2 separate regions of the Homo sapiens genome follow, and region 1 is linked to region 2. A link is an interaction called in ENCODE POLR2A ChIA-PET data of the cell type or tissue named here. Cell type or tissue: GM12878. All regions are shown on one strand. Each heading gives the region's core, and the rest is flanking DNA. Links, peaks and the distances in the headings are about the cores only.

The links. Peaks named below come from ENCODE experiments on the same cell type or tissue, not always from the same donor. Only the 100,000 strongest peaks of a DNase experiment are listed, where the experiment ranks them.
Region 1: POLR2A ChIA-PET joins it to region 2 with 5 read pairs; 2 of 35 experiments call an interaction of 5 or more read pairs at or near these places.

The regions. Positions count from the first base shown.
Region 1 is chr9:137,756,169-137,767,192 of GRCh38, reverse strand. It overlaps EHMT1 (euchromatic histone lysine methyltransferase 1), which reads right to left. Exons shown (of 27, transcript NM_024757.5): 9 at 9,182-9,313; 10 at 4,373-4,518. Among named protein-coding and RNA genes, the nearest start is that of MIR602, 77 kb to the left of the region's middle. RefSeq lists enhancers at 2,818-4,017, 4,384-4,483, 4,604-4,653, 5,821-5,970, 7,961-8,130 and 2 more. In GM12878, for the core only: no CTCF peak of the experiment used is centred there; DNase peaks (open chromatin) are centred at 4,582, 5,962 and 6,951; H3K27ac peaks cover 3,887 bases.
Region 2 is chr9:137,818,471-137,827,418 of GRCh38, reverse strand. The region is part of intron 25 of EHMT1 (euchromatic histone lysine methyltransferase 1); the gene reads right to left. Among named protein-coding and RNA genes, the nearest start is that of MIR602, 15 kb to the left of the region's middle. In GM12878, for the core only: no CTCF peak of the experiment used is centred there; no DNase peak of the experiment used is centred there.

The DNA.
Region 1 (11,024 bases), core at 2,351-7,350, 59 kb after region 2:
AGCTCTGCCTGCACCGCTGCACTCCAGCCTGGGCAGCAGAGTGGCACATTATCTCTAAAAAATAAAAGTAGGCTGGGCACGGTGGCTCACACTTACAATCCCAGCATTGTGGGAGGCCAAGGCAGGTGGATAGCTTGAGCCCAGAAGTTCGAGACCAGCCTGGGGAACATAGTGAGATACCATCTCTACAAAATAAAAATATTAAAACTTAGCTGGGCGTGGTGTTGCATGCCTGTAGTCCCAGCCACTCGGGAGGCTCAGCTGGGAGAATCACCTGAGCCCCAAAGGTGGAGGCTGCAATGAGAGCCACTGCATTCCAGCCTGGGGGTCCAAGTGAGAACCTGTCTCGAAAAATAAAATAAAGCAAAATTTTTCTTTATTAAAAGAGCAAATCCAACTACATGCTGTCTACAAGAAAGCCACTTTAAATTTAAAGACAGAGACAGACTAAAAGCAAAAGTGTAGAAAATGACGTACGGTGCAAACATTAATCAAAAGAAAGCTGAGTAGCTATGTTAATATCAGACAACACAGCCTTTAAAACAAAACAGGTAGTTTTTGTTTTTGTTTTTGTTTTTGTGACGGAGTCTCACTCTGTCGCCCAGGCTGAAGAACAGCAGCACGACTGATGCTCACTGCAACCGTCGCCTCCCAGGCTCAAGCAATTCTCCTGCCTCAGCCTCCCAAGTAGCTGGGACTACAGGCAGGCGCCACCACAAGTGGCTACTTTTTGTATTTTCAGTAGAGATGGTGTTTCCCCATGTTGGCCACGATGGTCTCAAACTCCTGAGCTCAAGTGACCTGCCTGCTTCGGCCTCCCCAAGTGCTGGGATTACAGGCATAAGCCACTGTGCCTGGCCTGAGATATGTCTCTCTATAAAACCATTCCAGTGAACAATGAATAATAAATGATAAAATCAGCACCATTTTGAAACCTCCAATGAATAAACAACAAATGTAGGTGTTAAGCATCAGCAGCTGCCAATATCAGAGAAAGTGAGACAGCCAGACAACATGGCCCTTCATTTTGGGCTAAACCCTCCCCACACTCAAGAGTACTACAAAGGGGCCAAACTTGTAAGGCTGTTTAAGTTTTTTTAAGAGATGGGGTTTCATCATGTTGCCCAGGCTGGTCTTGAACTCCTGGGCTCAAGCAATCCTTCTGCCTCGACCTCCCATTTTACAGACATGAGCTACTGCACCCGGCCTTGGCAGGTTTTGCAAGAAACACAGAGGAACCTGCTGAGTTGCCACCTAAGTGTGGGATTCACAGAATCCAGACTATGGGAGCCTCGAAGCTTCCAACAGCCTGGGTTGTTCAACAGACACATTGAAAGAAAAAGAAGGGACCGAGAACAATATAGAAATTGAAGGACAGATGGGCAGCAGTGCCACAGGGGAAGCTACAAACCTAAACAGTGAAACTGACCCTGGAAGTGGGCGTTGTGGGAGTCGGGACAGAGGCTGCTGGGCGGGGCTGCCGGGAAGAACACAAGCGGGGACAGGCTGGGGCGGCGGGGGCGGGGGGAGTGGGGCAGTGAGGGGAGTGGGGCTGGGGGGTCAGGCTCCGCTTCTCCACCTTGGCGGTGTTTACCAGAGCTCAGCTGAAGTTGGTTTGTTCAGCCCAATGTTTGTTTTGTATGGTCTTCGGGATCTACGTTTCATTTAATTTAATTTATTATTATTTTGAGTTTTCTATCCAAAAAATAAGTGAGAGCCCAAGGGATCTGTGTTTAATTTTAAACAAAAAAAGCTTACCACACATTGAATACAGAGAAGACCATGAGTTCTTAAGAATGCTAAGGGAGAAAGGGAGGTGGAGAGGGGACAGAGAGAAGCAAAATCAAGCCCTCCGGATACCACTAGAGGTTGTTAGAGCACCCATTCATTACTCTGCAAAGACAAGTAGCTATTTATTCTGCCAATCCCGGCTGAAGCTTGTTTCAGAGGTACGAAACAGCCCTAGCAGATGTGGGGAAGTTCTTCTGTACCAAAGAATTCCAGCCTGTACTTGCAGGAGGAATGACAGAATGGCAAAATCACCATTTTGAAACTTTGAATGAAACAATGGATGCAGGCAGTGGTCACCAAGGACAATACCGCCTTCGGGCGGACAGGCGGCCGCCGCAGAAACCCAGAGCCTTCTCAGCACCGCTCCCAGCGCACGAACCTCCACAGCATTCTCGCCAGAATTAAATCATAAAATAAAAATCTTAGGTACTTGAATGTAAACCAAGTCTTTGAATCTAACTTTCAGGCTATAGGAACTAAGGCAAATGACTTAAACAACACAAGAAAGTTATGAGCTAAGTCCAGAATCTGGAATCCAGATTCTTTTAGCCAACAGCGTGGCAAATGGGAAGAAGCAGGGGACAGAGAGAATGTTCTGGGTGAAAGAAACACAAAAGACTTAAGAGACATTGCAGCAGATTGATTTAATGAGTGGAACCAGTTTGGATCCAATTAGAAAGAGAGAAAAAAAGTAAAAGGCATTTTGTCAACAGACCTTTGACCATGGACTAGGCACTAAATAATAACAGGAAATTGTTATTTTTGTTACATGTGAAAAGCATTGCTGTTATGTGAGACAATGGTCCATTTTTGATCTTAATAGAAACACACTGTGCTATTCAGTAGTAAAATGGGGTTTGTTTTAAAACAGTAAGTAGTTCAAAACCAAGAAAGAAGGGTGGGAGAGAACGCTGGTGACAGAGGAGCCGAGTCGAGGGTTCCAAAGGCTAACTGCGCCCTCACTTGTCACTATGGAAAGTTCTTTTGAAACAAGTGAGAGGCTCTGCAGAGGGGCCGAGTGTGGCAGAACATGCAGCGAGTGACATGAACACTCAGAGGTGGGAAAAGCCGTCACATAGGGAGCCCGCTGGGCACACGTGCCACAGATGAGAGGCGCTGACGCAGACGTCGCCTAGCTGGGATGAGACAAAAGCAACGCCAGTGTCGGAGTCTGAGTAAAGGCATGTGCACCGGAAACGTGGAGATACAGAGAGAAAAGTCACAGGGAAGCACGTGTCACACGGGGATCTGACTCCACTGGATCCTGTTTAACACCTACGGAGAAGGAGAAGAGGAGGCGAACCAGTGGTTCTCAAAGTGTGGTCCCTGGACCAGAAGCATCAGGAGAAACGGGGAACACTTTAGAAAAGCAAAATCCCAGCCAGGCCAGACCTGCTGAATCAGAAACCCCGGCCACGCCAACAGGCACCAGGGTGAGGGCCATGGGCGAAACTGACTGGCCTGTTCCAGGGCTCTGCCCGCTCCTCCCGGGTGTTGCCCATGCTCCCCGACACAGCGGTCGGGCCTGACCTTTGGAACAAGGCTCCCATTCCTGCCTTCCTCACAGCAGGCCAGTGAGTCTGGAGGCGCCACCTGGCCCCTCTCACGGGCCTCACCTGTATCACCTGGGCGACGGCCGATGCTGCACAGGCTGCCGTGGACCTGGAGGAGCGCCCTACGCAAAAGGCTTGGAATAATGCCCAGCATTGCTACACGGATGGTTGTCCTGTTCACAGCTCACTTACTTCCACAATGTGCAGCTAAGACGCAATAATCGAGCTGAAGATGGATCCGCTGGCCAATAAGACCAGGAAACTCGTGGAAGCAACAGCCTGACACACCCCTCAGGAAGCAGACGACACTAATGGCCACGTGCTGACTTCGGCCACAGCAAATGCAAGCCCGGGGCAGCCAGACACCTGAGCAGTGTGACTGCATGTGGTGCCTCTCGGCCTGGTGCCAACAAGCCTCCTGCTCAGACCCTCACCATGGCCAGCCATGGTCACGAGGCTCTGAGGGCTGAAAGAAATCGTGTTAAAAAGAACTGGAGAAATTCTCAGAAAACATTAATTCCGTCTGTGCTCTGCCTGATCCCCCCTCCTGTCCCAGAGGCAGCAGAGACGGGACGTGCTGAACCCTCTGAGTCTGTGATCCCCGGTGAAAGGAGGGAGGTGGCCGAGGCCCGGCCCTTGCGGGGCCTGCCCTGCAGGAAACCACAGTTCTGGGCAGTTCTGGACTCACCTTGGTGTGACTATCCTGCCTCAATCTACTCACTTTGTTTATAGCAAGGTAGGAAAAACCTTGACAAAACCATGATCATAAAAAAGAAATACAACAGGCCATTTTCATTCAAAGACTTTGTCTACACAGTCCTCCTTTTTAACAAGCTCTAGACCTGTGTTTCATCATCTGCCGTGATTTCACTGTTGGGATCTGCTCGATTGGTTCTGCGCAGAATCCACTCAGGCTCCCGCCCTGGTCACGCAGCACAACTCACTCGAGGGGCTGTCGGGGCCCCTGCTGGGCTGGGCTTTCTCACTCACTCCTCGTGGCTGCTTTAAATGAAAACAAACGTGCTTACTTCATGGTCCACGCTCTCTGTAGCCATGCACTGGTTGTTGGCCAGTGTGGTGATCTCTCGACTCTTCGGTGTTTCCATCCGGCAGCTGCAGAGAGGCACTTCCTGGAGGCCGTCTGTCTCCAGCACATCTGGACCGTTGGCCAACCCTAACGTCACACAGACACATGTCAGCTCATGCAATCCTGACCTCAAAAGAACATCTAGAAAGTGATCGATTATAGTCTCAACAGTGATCTCACACGCCAGGAAATGAAAGCAATGCGGTTGATTACCCAGCACAAACAGCCCTGCGTGGGGCGGGGATGGCCACCACCTGGGCAACATGAAGGGGTGGCCTGTGCCTCCCCAGCTAACAAACCCCCTGACAGGGTCTCAAGAGGCACCTATTAACCTGTGTTCTCAGGTTCTCAGGACCCAGGACACAAGTTCCAAAGCCAGAGGCTGGTACCTCTGGCAGTAGCTCCTAAATCTTTTGCTTTCAAACAAAAGAGCATTCACTGCCCTTTAAGACCTTGTTTTCCTACTTGGTTTTAGAATGGCAGCCACAAAAAAAAAAAAATCAGTTTGGAAGGTTTTAATAACGGTTCATCTATTATCTAGAATCTCACTCACCTACTACAATAGTCCAAAGAGCCCATTTATTAGGCTGAAAGAGGAAAGCACCAGAAAAACAAGGAAAGATAAACTAGAGGAGAATTAGAGCTCAATATGCAGCTGACAATGACAGCATAGTCCATAGGGAAGGCTGCAGCAGGGCCATGGTCAGGCAGGCGGCCTTGGGCCCGTCCCAGCACAGCCAGGGCTGGTGCCCCCATGCCCTGCCCCAGCCCCGGATGGGAGAGACGGGCAAGGCCAAGGCTGTTGAGCAGCAGGGGCGGGGGTGGAGGGCACCGCCAGGAAGACCCTTAAGCTTGGCAAGTGGCTACAGTGGGTGCCGCTCCCAAAGGAAGCCAGATCGCATTTCACGTTTTCTTTTTTGTTAAACAGTCAAAGCAGAAATAGAAGATGAATCATTGTCTCAAATACTCACTATTACCTCTCTTAATTAAAAATAATTAACTCTTGGCTGGGCGCGGTGGCTCACGCCTGTAATCCCAGCACTTTGGGAGGCCAAGGCGGGCAGATCACGAGGTCAGGAGATCGAGACCCTCCTGGACAACATGGTGAAACCCCGTCTCTACTAAAAAAAAAAATACAAAAATTAGCTGGGCATGGGGCACATGCCTGTAATCCCAGCTACTCAGGAGGCTGAGGCAGGAGAATCACTTGAACCAGGGAGTCGGAGGTTGTAGTGAGCTGAGATTGTGCCACTGCACTCCAGTCTGGCAACAGAGTGAGACTCCGTCTCAAAAAAAAACATTAACTCTTGTTTTCACATCTAAAAATATAGTGTTAAAGTAAATTAAAATGGAGACCAAGACTAAAGAATCCTTGAACAGACAAAGCCAGTTGAGCCAAGGAGGCCATCTTGACCTTGCTTGATTTGAAAACAAAGGATATCTTGGGCTACTTTTGGCAAATGCCTATAGTAAAGAAAAATAAAACTTAAGCTCTACCATTCAGAAGCAGCCAACCAATCTCTAGAACTAGGGACTTTCCAGCAGGGACAGAACAAACGAGGAAACTGCGTCATGAACCAGTGGGGTGTTTTCCTGGCTTTACTCCCACGTTCACCCTAAAAATCCTTCCCCTCGTGTTTCCTCAGTGCAGCTCCCAACGTGCTTCTGGTTTGGAGCTGCCTCGTTCATGAATCGCTGCTCAAGGAAACCCTTTAAAAGCTGCACTGTGCCTTAGTGCATCTTTTTATTTTTTCTGAGCCAGAGTCTCGCTCTGTCGCCCAGGCTGGAGTGCAGTGGTGCGATCTCAGCTCACTGCAAGCTCTGCCCCCAGGTTCAAGCCATTCTCCCGCCTCAGCCTCCCAAGTAGCTGGGACTACAGGCGCCCGCCACCACGCCTGGCTAATTTTTTGTATTTCAGTAGAGACGGGGTTTCACTGTGTTAGCCAGGATGGTCTCGATCTCCTGACCTTGTGATCTGCCCACCTCGGCCTCCCAAAGTGCTGGGATTACAGGCCTGAGCCGCCCTGCCAGCCTCTTAGTGCATCTTTTACCAACACCCATGCTGAGTCACCACAGCCGCTTCTGTCTGTCTCTAGCCCATTTGGAATCTGATATTGGTCACGGCCAGGAGAGAATCCAAATCTGTGCAAAGAGCCAAAAAGCACGTGAACGGTCCACGCTGCCGTCAAGGACTCTGTGCAGGAGGCACTTCCTAATCATGTGCTGCCCGAGGTCCCAGCCTCGCCTCTGGATCACCCAAACCCCTAAAGACCAGGAAAACGATGAAGTGAAACTTGAATTCAAATCACTACAAGTTTAAAGCTGGGGGGGTCTCTGAGATGATCCTGCTCAGCAACCTGATTTTTAAAAGGAGAAAACACACACAAACCCCACAACGCTGTGAGATAACTGTCCTACCACAGCACTGGCCAACAGCAGCCAAGAGGCTGCAGTGAGATAGGTAAGAACCCAGGGCCTACACGCTTGGATAACAATGCAGTGGCTCAGACACCTCCGTGGAGGTGGAGTGTTTCTGTTCCCACAGTGGAACTACCAGGGACATCAAACGAACTGACTGAAGCAAGCCTCAAGCAATCAACCTCCGCCAAGCTCTGCCTCTCCCGCCCTAGCCCACGTTGCCATGGTTACCGACTCCTGGCCCCTCCCAGGCTCAGACCCTCTGCCTCCTGTTGCTGCTGGGTGACATCGCCATTCAGCCTCAATAAGGCAGGCCCAAGAGCAAGGCAACGGGGAAAGAGACGAATGCATACGGAGAGGACTTCTCATCTTCATATTCTCCTTGGCCCAAGGCTCAAGCCTGGACCCCCTGACCCACAACCAGCGGCATCACCTGCCCCCACTGACCCGCTCAGCACACTCCACAGGCCGATGGCGCCTGTCCCATCTGAAACACACACCACCCAGGTCTCCCAGAGCCCCAGACGCCATCCAGCGCCACTTGACCACTGCCTCCCTCTGGGGTCCCGGGCCACACGGCCAGCACCAGCACAGTGGGCGCACCGCCTGTCTCTTCTACACACTGATGATCTACATCAAGAGCATGACTGAACAGGCCAATCGCTGACTGACCAATCGGCGCTGATCAAACACAGGGAAATCAATTCTGGGAGGCAGTTTACAAAATGTCACACAAGCTGAGGAGCCTCTACTCCCTGCCATTTCTCCTCCGGCTTTGTGTTGGCTCTCGCCCTTTGGCCCTGATGCTCGGCACCATCCTTCCTTTAGAGCTACCTTCCCCCGACCTCACCAGAGACAGCAGGCGCACACTGACAGGTGGAACGGCCTTCATGTGCCAGCTCCCGGTCTCCTGCCACTCAGCATGCCCAAGGCCACCACAGCAGGAGTCGATTTGACAAAATGAAATACTATTTACTCCTTAAAACCAAGTAACTTCCTGAGACCTCCAAATCTAAAAGCAAGTTTAGAGAACTGAAACACCCAGTGTTATACTCGGAAAGCATGGGGTGACCATGCGAAGGACTTCGTGATGCTTGAGGGGGTTCTGCTCCATTTGGTGCAAGAAGAGGAAAAAATATCATCGTTTCCATGACGGACTAGGCTAAGATTTCTTTTGTTGTTGTTGCTGCTGTTGTTGTTTTTTGTTTTTTTTTTAATTGAGACGGAGTCTCGCTGTCGCCCAGGCTGGAGTGCAGTGGTGCCATCTCGGCTCATTGCAAGCTCTGCTTCCTGGGTTCACACCATTCTCCTGCCTCAGCCTCCCGAGTAGCTGGGACTATAGGCGCCCGCCACTACGCCCGGCTAATTTTTTGTATTTTTAGTAGAGACGGGGTTTCATCATGTCAGCCAGGATGGTCTCGATCTCCTGACCTCGTGATCTGCCCACCTCGGCCTCCCAAAGTGCTGGGATTACAGGTGTGAGCCACCGCGCCCAGCCGGACTAGCCTAAGATTTCTATCTTAAGCTAAAGATGTGATTTCCTAGGTGAATTACATAGGTGACTCAAACCTCCCTCAGTGTTCAAAACCCTAAAAAGCTAGCTATTTGTCATTTTTAAATGGCCCATTAAGCCCCCTGCAGTGGTCTGCAATGCCACACCAGTAAGATCTGTGGGGAATGTAAATAAGATTTGCATTTCCTCCACATCATGCTTCGAATAAATCTTCCCAAATAATCAAATAGGTATTAGCTACTTTTCACTCATATAAGGTTTCTAAGTTGCTTAAAAAGAGAAAAAACTGATAGAAAGTGTGAGAACGGACAACTTCTGGCACAACAACTCCCAACAGAAGCTGCTGATTCACCTGTGATTTAGAGGTACAAAAATACACTAAATACGAATATTCCATTACAGAACGTATGTCAGAACTCTCAGCTCAACACTGACCAGGGACATATTTCAGCCAATCAGAGACACCTTATTCAACAGTACGTCCCCGTGTGTCCTGAGATGCCACCAGGGAGGGCGTCTGGCCGTGGGCAATCCTCCACGGAGCACGCCTGACCCACGGAGGGAGATGACCGCCACGCTGGGCCATGCTTGGGCTTCGCCAGTTGACTCTTAGAGGGTTTCCGTAATGTCTCTTTCTTCACTTGAACACCGGGACACAGCAAACGCACCCCATCCTGTCTACACCTCAGCTGGAAGTGATGCAGTTAACCCGATCTTCTACTAGTGTCCACCAAGGGGCATCATGCTAATACAGAGGAAGGAGCCCAGAAGACAAAGGACCAAGATGGTGCCCGGTCTAAGTTACACCACCACATTCACCTTCTGCTTGTGAAGACAGAATTCCTTTGACTCGGAGATCCAGGGAGTCCAGAGAAACTTCCATGTACCCTGTGCTGTCTCCTGGTGCCGTCTGCTCAGCGCTTCCTGCAGATGACTTATACGACTCAGAACCTAGGTATGAAAGGCACACACATCAGACACCACGCACCCAGGCGGCCGCACCCACCCAGACGCACAGGGCAGCAAGGCTGGGGCCCCAGGAAATGGACTACTTCTAATTAATCCATTCAAAACCACAAGTTGAAACCCACTATGGTTTAGACCATTCCAGTTTCACTATCATTTTCTCTCCCGCATATTATTTTGCTAATTCCCCCTTTTAGACATAATATTCATGGGGGAGGAGAGAAGCTGTATAGACAAAAACAAAGGCACCAACATGTCAGCACATCTTTCTCTGTAACTACACCAACTACATAAAAGCTATCAAATGATCAAAGAAACAGATAAAAACATGGTAGTCATATGTTGTAGATTATTTTTAAATAAAACAGAAAAATCTAACTTGCAGATTTGAAAGATCAGATGTAAAGTAGCTAAAGAGATGGCCCAAGGTGCCATGTTGCAGGCAAATCTGTGTCAGAGAGAAAGCAATGACCTCCCGGGCGTCCTGGCTGAAATCCAGGGAGGCTCCCGGAAAGGATCAGTGTCGACTCCAGTAAACACGGGAGGCTCACGACACCCACAGAAGGTGCCAGGGAGCAGGGTGCTGTGAGAAGGACCGGTGTCCCCTGGCTGGCAGCGAGGGCAGTGGGGGGTGCAAACACTTCTGTGGGCTTCCCTGCCCTCAAGGACACACGAGTGGTGGCCAGGCCAGCCTGTCCACACTTCCCAGGAGGGCCGGAGAAAGATATATAAAATTGGGTGTTTGTAATCACAAGGGCATTCACTGAGGAGGCCTATGAAAGTGTGTACCTGTACCAGGTAATATCTAACTCCGGCCAAGGGCAGATGGTCACATTTCACAGCCAAGCTTCTAGGGACTAGTCACCAATCTTATTTCAATGACTGGAAATAAATGAACACTAGCACAGAGAGGTATGGTAACCAGTCTTTTCATTCAAGCCACATGCTCCACCTAGATCTTAGACAGACAGGAAAAGTCAACCACCTTTGAGAAATCACCATCATCAACTTGAAGAACAGGAGTACACTTTGTATAGTTTTAAACGAAAAGAAGATTTAAATAAAAAATTCATAAAGAAATAAAATTCAAACTCCTCTGTGAATATTTAAAAGCACACATTTTGCACATTACAGCCAAGATGACAAAGATGAAATCTCTACCCCAAAAACAACTTTTAGTCTTGGCTCTAAAATGCTTTTGTTGGCCAACAGTAAAAGCCACATCTGGTGTTATGATCTGAATCAATAAACTGAGGTGAAGAGAAACGTAACTGAAGCACCACATGCAGCTCCCGGGGGGCTCACACGTCCTCCACCCTCAAACGCCAGGAGCCTCCATGGTGACTGCCTCACGCCCCAGGTCTCCCGCAACCCTCTCTTTTCAGGGGATGACGCCTCCCCAACATCCAGTTAACAGAGGTACTCTACATTGGGGAATCTAGATTAGCCAAAATCACTGTGAATAAGAACAAAGTGCTGCCACTCGGTGACACTGGTATAAGGATAAACAAATAAATAAATGAAACAGACCAGAATGTCCAGGAACAGCCCACACACTGAATGTCAACAGGTGGAGAAAAATCAACTCAAGCAGCAGTGCCTATGGCAGCTGCACACCCACTGCCAAGAAGGGGCCTGCGCCACAGCTCACTCAAACATCAGTGCAAAATGAACCGACAGGCAAGCGCGGAGCCTG
Region 2 (8,948 bases), core at 3,788-8,787:
CACCTAGGAGGCTTTGGTGTGTTCGTGGCTCTCCACATCCCCAAAATGAACAAGAACCGTACCTGGGCCTGTGTGTCCATGGCTGAGAAGTGAGAGGGTGCAGGGAGGAGCAGGGCTAGATGCTGCTGCCTCGGGTGGGTGGGGACCAGAGCCTGCCCTGGACTTAGGGACACTCATGGGAGGCGAGGCCTGGCTGCATCTGGTTGCAGACAGACTGGAAGGCAAGGAATCAGGCGAGTGTGGCAGCTCTGGGGCATCAAGGAGTGTGGAGAGTGCTGACAGGATGTCCCTGAGGAGGTGAGGGCAGGCGTGGCTCCAGACAGGAGAAGGAAGCACAGAAAGTCCATGCCATGGAACAGGTGTGAAGGCACAGCACAGACGTGTGGGGGAGGAGGCGGGGACCCCCCGGCCAACATGACAAGCGAGTCAAGGAACTGAGAGCCTCCAGCAGCGATCTGATGGAGCAGTATTGTGCCTGTTGAATGTGACAACTTAAAAGCAGCCTGGTAAGTTGCAGTCCTTATTTTACAAAAGGATTGGCCCACAGTGAACTGGGAATATGGAAATGGCCCTTCCACACAGACAGTTTGGGAGGTGCGGCCCTAGGTGAGCAGGAGGAACCTGGCCAGTGAAGGCCACAGCCGCATCAGCAGGGAGACAGGCCTGTGTGCACAATGCTGCCATTAGGAGGTGGTTTCGAAGCCCCAGCAAAGCTCTCCCCTCTCCTCTGGGCTGCGGCTCCACCCGCCTGTCTTGGTCTCACTGGTTATCACGCAGTGAGAAGGCAGGGTCCCTCCATGAGCCAGGCGGTGGGGTCCTCCTGAGAACCAAACCAGTAGGTGCCTTGACCTTGGACTTCTGGCCTCCAGCACTGTGAGAAACCAGTCTGTTGTGCAGTCTATGGTGTTCTGTTACAGCAGCCTCAACGGACTGAGACAGGCCCCAGGAACCAGGGCCACCTGGAGGCTAAAGTCAGCTGGGGTGACAGAGGCCACGGCCTGCAGCTTAGCTCTGAGGCCTCCTGGTGCCTGGAAGTGGACCGGGGTGACCCAGTGCATCTTCTTCAAGCAGGTTTGAAAATACAATGTCTGGCACTCAAACAAAACTAACCAGAAACATGAGGAGACAGGGAAAGAAGAAGATAAGCAGCAAAACAGATGCTAGAAACAGACCTACAGAGATGCCAGATGCTGGAAGGAGAGACCAGGGCAGGAGATATGGCAGCAAGGAGACGGCACAGAAACAGGAACACACCGCCCCACCCACCCACCCCCTATGGACCCAGACTGACCACACAACACAGCACTGACGCCACATGGTTAAAATACACATAAATTATTTCCAGTAACAATAGCATATAAATCAGATATTCACATTAACAGAACAAGGAGAAAAATCATAGGCTTATTTCAATAGATTTTTTTAAATGTTCAACAAAATTCAACAACAATTCATGAAACTCTTTGGGACAGAAAAGAGAACTTTGTTATTCTGATAAAAGCATCCCGACGCCTGCACAACAGCATCACGGGAAACAGTCCTGAAAGGCCACGCCTCCTCCCTGACACTGGGCAGCCCCGCCGGTGTAGACGACAAGAATGAGAAGTGAAACCAAGGGGACCGGGGCAGCCTGCGTGGTGATGACACGGGCACACACACACAAAACAATGGACCCACACATATCATTACACTTAATAGGTGACTTTAGGCCACAGGTTAAAGAGTTAATTTTAAAAACCTACTCTATTTCTATCCATCAAGCAACAAGAGGAAAAATATGCCTCCTTCAAATACAAGAGCATCAGGGTTTCTGAGATGCTAAGGGCTCCTGCTTCTGACTGTGATGGGTCAGCTGGTGCTGCACTTGCCCTCCCACCCAAGACTGATGGCCCAGCCAAATCCACAGGACACAAACAGAGGTGCCCAGGGTGGCACCTCTGGGCAGTTTCTCATACAGTTGAAGGTCACTCACACATGACCCAGCCAGGAAATGGTAAAGGCCAGATGGCATGTGATTCCACTTACATGATATTGTGGAAAAGGCAGGATTGCAGGAAGCAAGTCAGCGTGGCCGTGGCTCGGAGTGGGGAAGGCAGGTGCCCGTGAGGAGAGGGAGTCGGCCCACACACATGTAGAATTCTAAGGCAGCCCCAAGAGTCTCCCTTGTATCAACCCATCCCCTTGAGCGTGACTTGCTTCTGGCCCACAGAATGTGAGGAAGGCAGCGTGGCAAAGCCCCGACATTCTCCTGCTGGCCTTCAAGAAGAGAGCTGCCTCTAGGAGCTCAGAGCACCCCCGGTTGCCAGCCAGCAAGGAAGCAGAGGCCTCATCCTGCAGCCAAGGAAGTGAATTCTGACAACCCAGGGAGCATTTACAAAAGGCCTGAAGCTAACATTAGACAGGGTAAGGACACCTCTTCCCCCAGTGCCGGGAAGAGAACAAGCATTATGCCCGACCTTCCAGAAAACAAAGCTGCACGGCTCAGAACGCGAGAAGAAAAACTGTCTTTACTCACACATGACGTGACCACATGTGCAGACAAGCCTAATAGTCCAAAAAGTGAGTAGAATTCATACATTTAACAAGGTCAATGCACAAAAAAATCAAGTATTTCCGCATTATTTCCAACAAACAACTGGAAGATGAAATTTAAAAACAATACTGTTTATAATACATGAAAAGTATGATGTGCTTAGGAATACATTTAACAAAACACAGTGTAAGATCTACATACTAAAAGCTACAAGGCTCTGCTGAGAGAAACTCAATATCAAACTCAAAGACAGCTGGGCCACCTACAGACACAGGGTCAGAAGGCTCAATGCGATAATGGCCAGCAGATTTAGTGCAGTCTCAGCAAAAATTCCAGCAGCCTTGGCCTGTACTGACGCCCGGGCTCTCAATTGTCTATGGAAATGCAAAGGACATGGAGGAGCAAAACAGTTTTGAAAAAAAAACCGAGTATGAGGAGTATGAGGACCTAACACTACCTGGCTCCAAGCTTTACTATCAGTCAAGAGAATGTGTCATTGTTTGAGGATCAGCAAATAGATCAAAGGAACAAAACATGGTCCAGACGTAGATCTCCATCAGCTGGTATAAGCAGAACTAGTGGTGCTGGATTAACTGTCCACATGGACACAAGTGAACCTCAATCCTTACTTCAAACCCACATCTTTGAGAGACAGGCCAGGCTGGAGTGCAGTGGCTCGATCACGGCTCACTGCAGCTTCAAACTCCGTCTCGGCCTCCAGAAGTGCTGGGATTACAGGAGCGTGCCAGTGTGTCTGGCCTTAACTTGCATTTTTACATAAGACTTCTAAAAAAAAAGGAGAAAATCTTCACAATCCTGGGATAGACATGGAATTCTTAGGACATGGAAAGTAATAGAATTTCAAAATTCTGCTTCCTGAAAGACACTGTTAAGAAAGTGAGGAGGCAAGGCACAGACTAAGAAAATATTCACATCACACACATATTTATATGTACATCAGAGTCAGAAGATGGAAAGAGCTCCTACAACTCAAGAAGACAAGCAGCCAATTAAAAAACAGGCAAATTGGCCAGGCACAGTGGCTCACGCCTGTAATCCCAGCACTCTGGGAGGCTGAGGCGGGTGGGTCACCTGCAGTCAGGAGTTCGAGACCAGCCTGGCCAACATGGCGAAACCTCGTCTCTACTAAAAATATAAAAATTAGCCAGGCGTTGGGCCGGGCGTGGTGGCTCACGCCTGTAATCCCAGCACTTTGAGAGGCCGAGGCGGGCGGATCACGAGGTCAGGAGATCGAGACTATCCTGGCTAACACGGCGAAACCCCGTCTCTACTAAAAATACAAAAAATTAGCTGGGCGTGGTGGCGGGCACCTGTAGTCCCAGCTACTTGGGAGGCTGAGGCAGGAGAATGGCGTGAATCCGGGAGGCGGAGCTTGCAGTGAGCCGAGATTGTGTCACTGCACTCCAGCCTGGGTGACAGAGCCAGACTCCGTTTCAAAAAAAAAAAAAATTACCCAGGCGTTGGCCGGGTGCGGTGCGGTGGCTCACGCCTGTAATCCCAGCACTTTGGGAGGCCGAGATGGGCAGATCACAAGGTCAGGAGATCGAGACCATCCTGGCTAACACGGTGAAACCCTGTCTCTACTAAAAATACAAAAAATTAGCTGGGCGTGGTGGTGGGCGCCTGTAGTCCCAGCTACTCAGGAGGCTGAGGCTGGAGAATGGGGTGAACCCAGGAGACGGAGCTTGCAGTGAGCCGAGACTGCGTCACTGCACTCCAGCCTGGGCGACAGAGTGAGACTCCGTCTCAAAAAAAAAAAAAAAACAATTAGCCAGGCATGGTGGCCGGCGCCTGTAGTCCCAGCTACTCAGGAGGCTGAAGCAGGAGACTCGCTTGAACCCAGGAGGCAGACGTTGCAGTGAGCCGAGATTGTGCCACTGCATTCCAGCCTGGGCGACAAGAGCGAAACTCCATCTCAATAAACAAACAAACAACAACAACAACAAAAAACAGGCTTTTTTTTTTTTTTCGAGATGAAGTTTTGCTCTTGTTGCCCAGGCCTACAGTGCAATGGCATGATCTTGGCTCACTGCAACCTCCACCTCCCAAGTTCAAGCAAGTCTCCTGCCTCAGCCTCCCGAGTAACTGGGATTACAGGCATGCGCCACCACACCCGGCTAATTTTTGTATTTTTAGTAGAGACGGGGTTTCACCATGTTGGTCAGGCTGGTCTCGAACTACTGACCTCGTGATCCGCCCGCCTCGGCCTTCCAAAGTGCTGGGATTACAGGCGTGAGCCACTGCGCCCGGCCCAAACTGGCAAATTTTAAAAATTACTTCACAAAAGAAGTAAAAGGATGGCAACACACATATGAAAAGAGGCTCTTCATCAAGCATCAGGACAGCAAATCTAAGTCACAGTGTTTGGAGCTCTCACTCACTGAGGTGGGAACGGAAGTGCTATAACCACTTTGGAAAACTAGCGGTTTCTTTTAAAGTTAAAGGTACCCCATCATATGAGCCAGTAACTCCACCCCCATTTACTCGAGAAATAAAAATTCATGTCCATTAAAAACAAGTCTATGGGAGTCACAGCAGGTTTCCTCGTGATGGCAGAACTGGAAAGGACGGAGGCCCACCCACAGGCAAGCAGGCATAAACCAGCAGGGAGGCCAGGTGGGTCACCGTCCAACAACAGAAAGGAACAAACCACTGACACGTGTAGCCACGTGGGCAAATCACAAAACATGCAAAGCCGGACACAGGATTCCGTTTATAGAAAATGTGAATGCAGGTGGAACTCATCCACCAGGATGGGCAGGGGAGAAGGAGGGACTAAGGGCTCACAGGGGATTTGGGGGTGACAGAAATGCTCCATATCTTGACTGTGGCATTGATTACACTGGGATGTACATTTGTAAAAACTAAAACCATATACTTGAAAGTAGTTTGTTTTACTGTATTTAAATTAATTGCAATAAAGTTGATCCAAGAGAAAAAAATTTCAAAAACCTATTTGATTTAAAAAAATCCAACAAAACATATACAAGACCACACCACAGAAAACCATAAAATATTACTGGGGGTAATTAAGAAAGATCTAACAAATGAAGAGATATACCATGTTCATGAACTAGTAAACAAGGTAGTAAATGCCTCATTTTTCCCTAACCTGACTGACAGGTCTAATACAATCCCAATCAAATCCCTACAGGAGCTTCTGTAGAACTTGTTAAGCTGACTTCAGAACTTACATGAAGACCAAAAAGAACAAGACACAAACTCTATGGTGAAGCTGGGCACAGTGGCTCACTCCTGCAATCCCAGTGCTTTGGGAAGCCAAGGTGGGAGGATTGCCTGAGGCTAGGAATTTGAGACGAGCCTGGGCAACACAGTGAGATTCCATCTCTATAAAAATAAAATAAAAAAATTAGCCGGGCATTGTAGTGCACACTTGTAGTCCTACCTACTTGGGAGGTCAAGGCAGGAAGATCACTTAAGCCCAGGAGTTCAAGGCTGCAGTGAGCTATGATTATGCCACTGCACTCCAGCCTGGGCAACACAGCAAGACCTGGTCTCTTAAAAAAAAAAAAAAAAAAAAAAAAAGGCCGGGCGCAGTGGCTCATGCCTGTAATCCCAGCACTTTGGGAGGCCGAGGCAGGTGGATCATGAGGTCAGGAGATCGAGACCATCCTGGCCAAGATGGTGAAACCCCACCTCTACTAAAACTACAAAACTTAGCTGGGCGCAGCCAGGCACAGTGGCTCACGCCTGTAATCCCAGCACTTTGGGAGGCCAAGGCAGGCAGATTACGATGTCAGGAGATCAAGACCATCCCGCTAACATGGTGAAACCCTGTCTCTACTAAAAATACAAAAAGTTAGCCGGGCGTGGTGCTGGGCACCTGCAGTCCCAGCTACTCGGGAGGCTGAGACAGGAGAATGGCGTGAACCTGGGAGGCGGAGCTTGCAGTGACCTGAGATCGCGCCACGGCACTCCAGCCTGGGTGACAGAGCGAGACTCCGTCTCAAAACAAAACAAAACAAAACAAAACAAACCTCTAAGGTGAGAAGATGTAAACTACAGTAATTAAAATAATTAAGGTAACACAGCCCAGGCCAAGAACAGTCAGCAGACTGATTGATAGGACGAGGACACTGAGCTATGACAAGAGCCACACTGCTGACTGGGGAAAAGACATCTTCTCCACAAGCAGTGCTGAGTCAGCCAGGTAACAAGATGGGAAAAAAATAAACCTTGAGTCTGATCTTACATCACACACAGAACGGCTGTCAACCTACACATGGAAGCCACGTGAAAGCAAACATGACCGTTTCTGGGAAATATTCAAGTTTTCAAAAAAATATCACTAAGACATTACGAAAACCCAGTATTTAGAAAAAGACTGATAAACTGAACTAGAATAAAAAAAAGAACTTCTGTTCACTCCTAGACATCATTAGGAAATGAAAAAGTCATAGAGAGAAGGCGACATCTGTGGCACACACGAGTGACAACACAGCCTTTGTGAGGATATGTGTCACCAGCCCACAGAAGGCGAGTCGTTCCACAGCAAGGCTGGAATGGGCAGTTCGCAGCAGAGGAGCCTCACAACTCTGCACACGGCATGCACACATGGAGGTTGCCATCCCTTGAGAGCTCAGCCCCACTGCACAGGGAGATGCCTGTACACTGTGACCTTCCAGAGCCCAGCTTCTCTTCTATGAAACACAAGTCATTTCACCAACAGTCACTTCTTAGAAGGTGGCTGCAGGGACGGAGCCTGGGGTTGAGGTTGGCAGTCCACAGAGGCCACTGCTATGAAGACGGCTGCCTGGTGCCCTATTCTCCAGGTATAAGATTTATTCCGTGGTCTGGTGGCTGCTGCTTGAGATGAGAAAAACCTTTATTTCCCCACTGGCTTGGAGTTACTGCAAGTTTCAAGAGGTTTTAAAATAGACAATGGATGAATTCCAGAGCAATGATGGGAACGAGGCTACAGTAAAGGGAACATGAGGGCTGGGATGGGTCAATCACCACTGCCCTAGCCTCAGAAAGCTCCCAAAACCAGGCTCCCGGAGTGGCCCCTGCTCTCTCCCACACAAGATTCTAGCGCCTGGGCAGTGGGGATTGGGTGGGCTGGGGACACAAGGGACGTGTCTGTTGGCCTCTGTGCACAATCCAGGAGGCTCACTGCTGCTTCACTCAGTCACCGAGAACACACAGCCGCTCCTCAGCCTCTTTACAGTCTCGGCACACGGCGCCCCCCCCCTCAGCCTCTCTACAGTCTCGGTACACGGCGCCCCTCAATCGGCCTCTCTACAGTCTCGGTACACGGCGCCCCTCAGTCGGCCTCTCTACGGTCTCGGTACACGGCGCCCCTCAGTCGGCCTCTCTACGGTCTCGGTACACGGCGCCCCTAAGTCGGCCTCTCTACGGTCTCGGTACACGGCGCCCCTCAGTCGGCCTCTCTACGGTCTCGGTACATGGCGCCCCTCAGTCGGCCTCTCTACGGTCTCGGTACACGGCGCCCCTCAGTCGGCCTCTCTACGGTCTCGGTACACGGCGCCCCTCAGTCGGCCTCTCTACGGTCTCGGTACACGGCGCCCCTCAGTCGGCCTCTCTACGGTCTCGGTACACGGCGCCCCTCAGTCGGCCTCTCTACGGTCTCGGTACACGGCGCCCCTCAGTCGGCCTCTCTACGGTCTCGGTACACGGCGCCCCTCAATCGGCCTCTCTACGGTCTCGGTACACGGCGCCCCTCAATCGGCCTCTCTACGGTCTCGGTACACGGCGCCCCTCAATCGGCCTCTCTACGGTCTCGGTACACGGCGCCCCTCAATCGGCCTCTCTACGGTCTCGGTACACGGCGCCCCTCAGTCGGCCTCTCTACGGTCTCGGTACACGGCGCCCCTCAATCGGCCTCTCTACGGTCTCGGTACACGGCGCCCCTAAGTCGGCCTCTCTACGGTCTCGGTACACGGCGCCCCTCAGTCGGCCTCTCTACGGTCTCGGTACACGGCGCCCCTCAGTCGGCCTCTCTACGGTCTCGGTACACGGCGCCCCTCAGTCGGCCTCTCTACGGTCTCGGTACATGGCGCCCCTCAGTCGGCCTCTCTACGGTCTCGGTACACGGCGCCCCTAAGTCGGCCTCTCTACAGTCTCGGTACACGGCGCCCCTCAATCGGCCTCTCTACGGTCTCGGTACACGGCGCCCCTCAGTCGGCCTCTCTACGGTCTCGGTACACGGCGCCCCTCAGTCGGCCTCTCTACGGTCTCGGTACACGGCGCCCCTCAGTCGGCCTCTCTACGGTCTCGGTACATGGCGCCCCTCAATCGGCCTCTCTACGGTCTCGGTACACGGCGCCCCTCAGTCGGCCTCTCTACAGTCTCGGTACATGGCGCCCCCCCTCAGCCTCTCTACAGTCTTGGTACACGGCGCCCGTCCTTCACC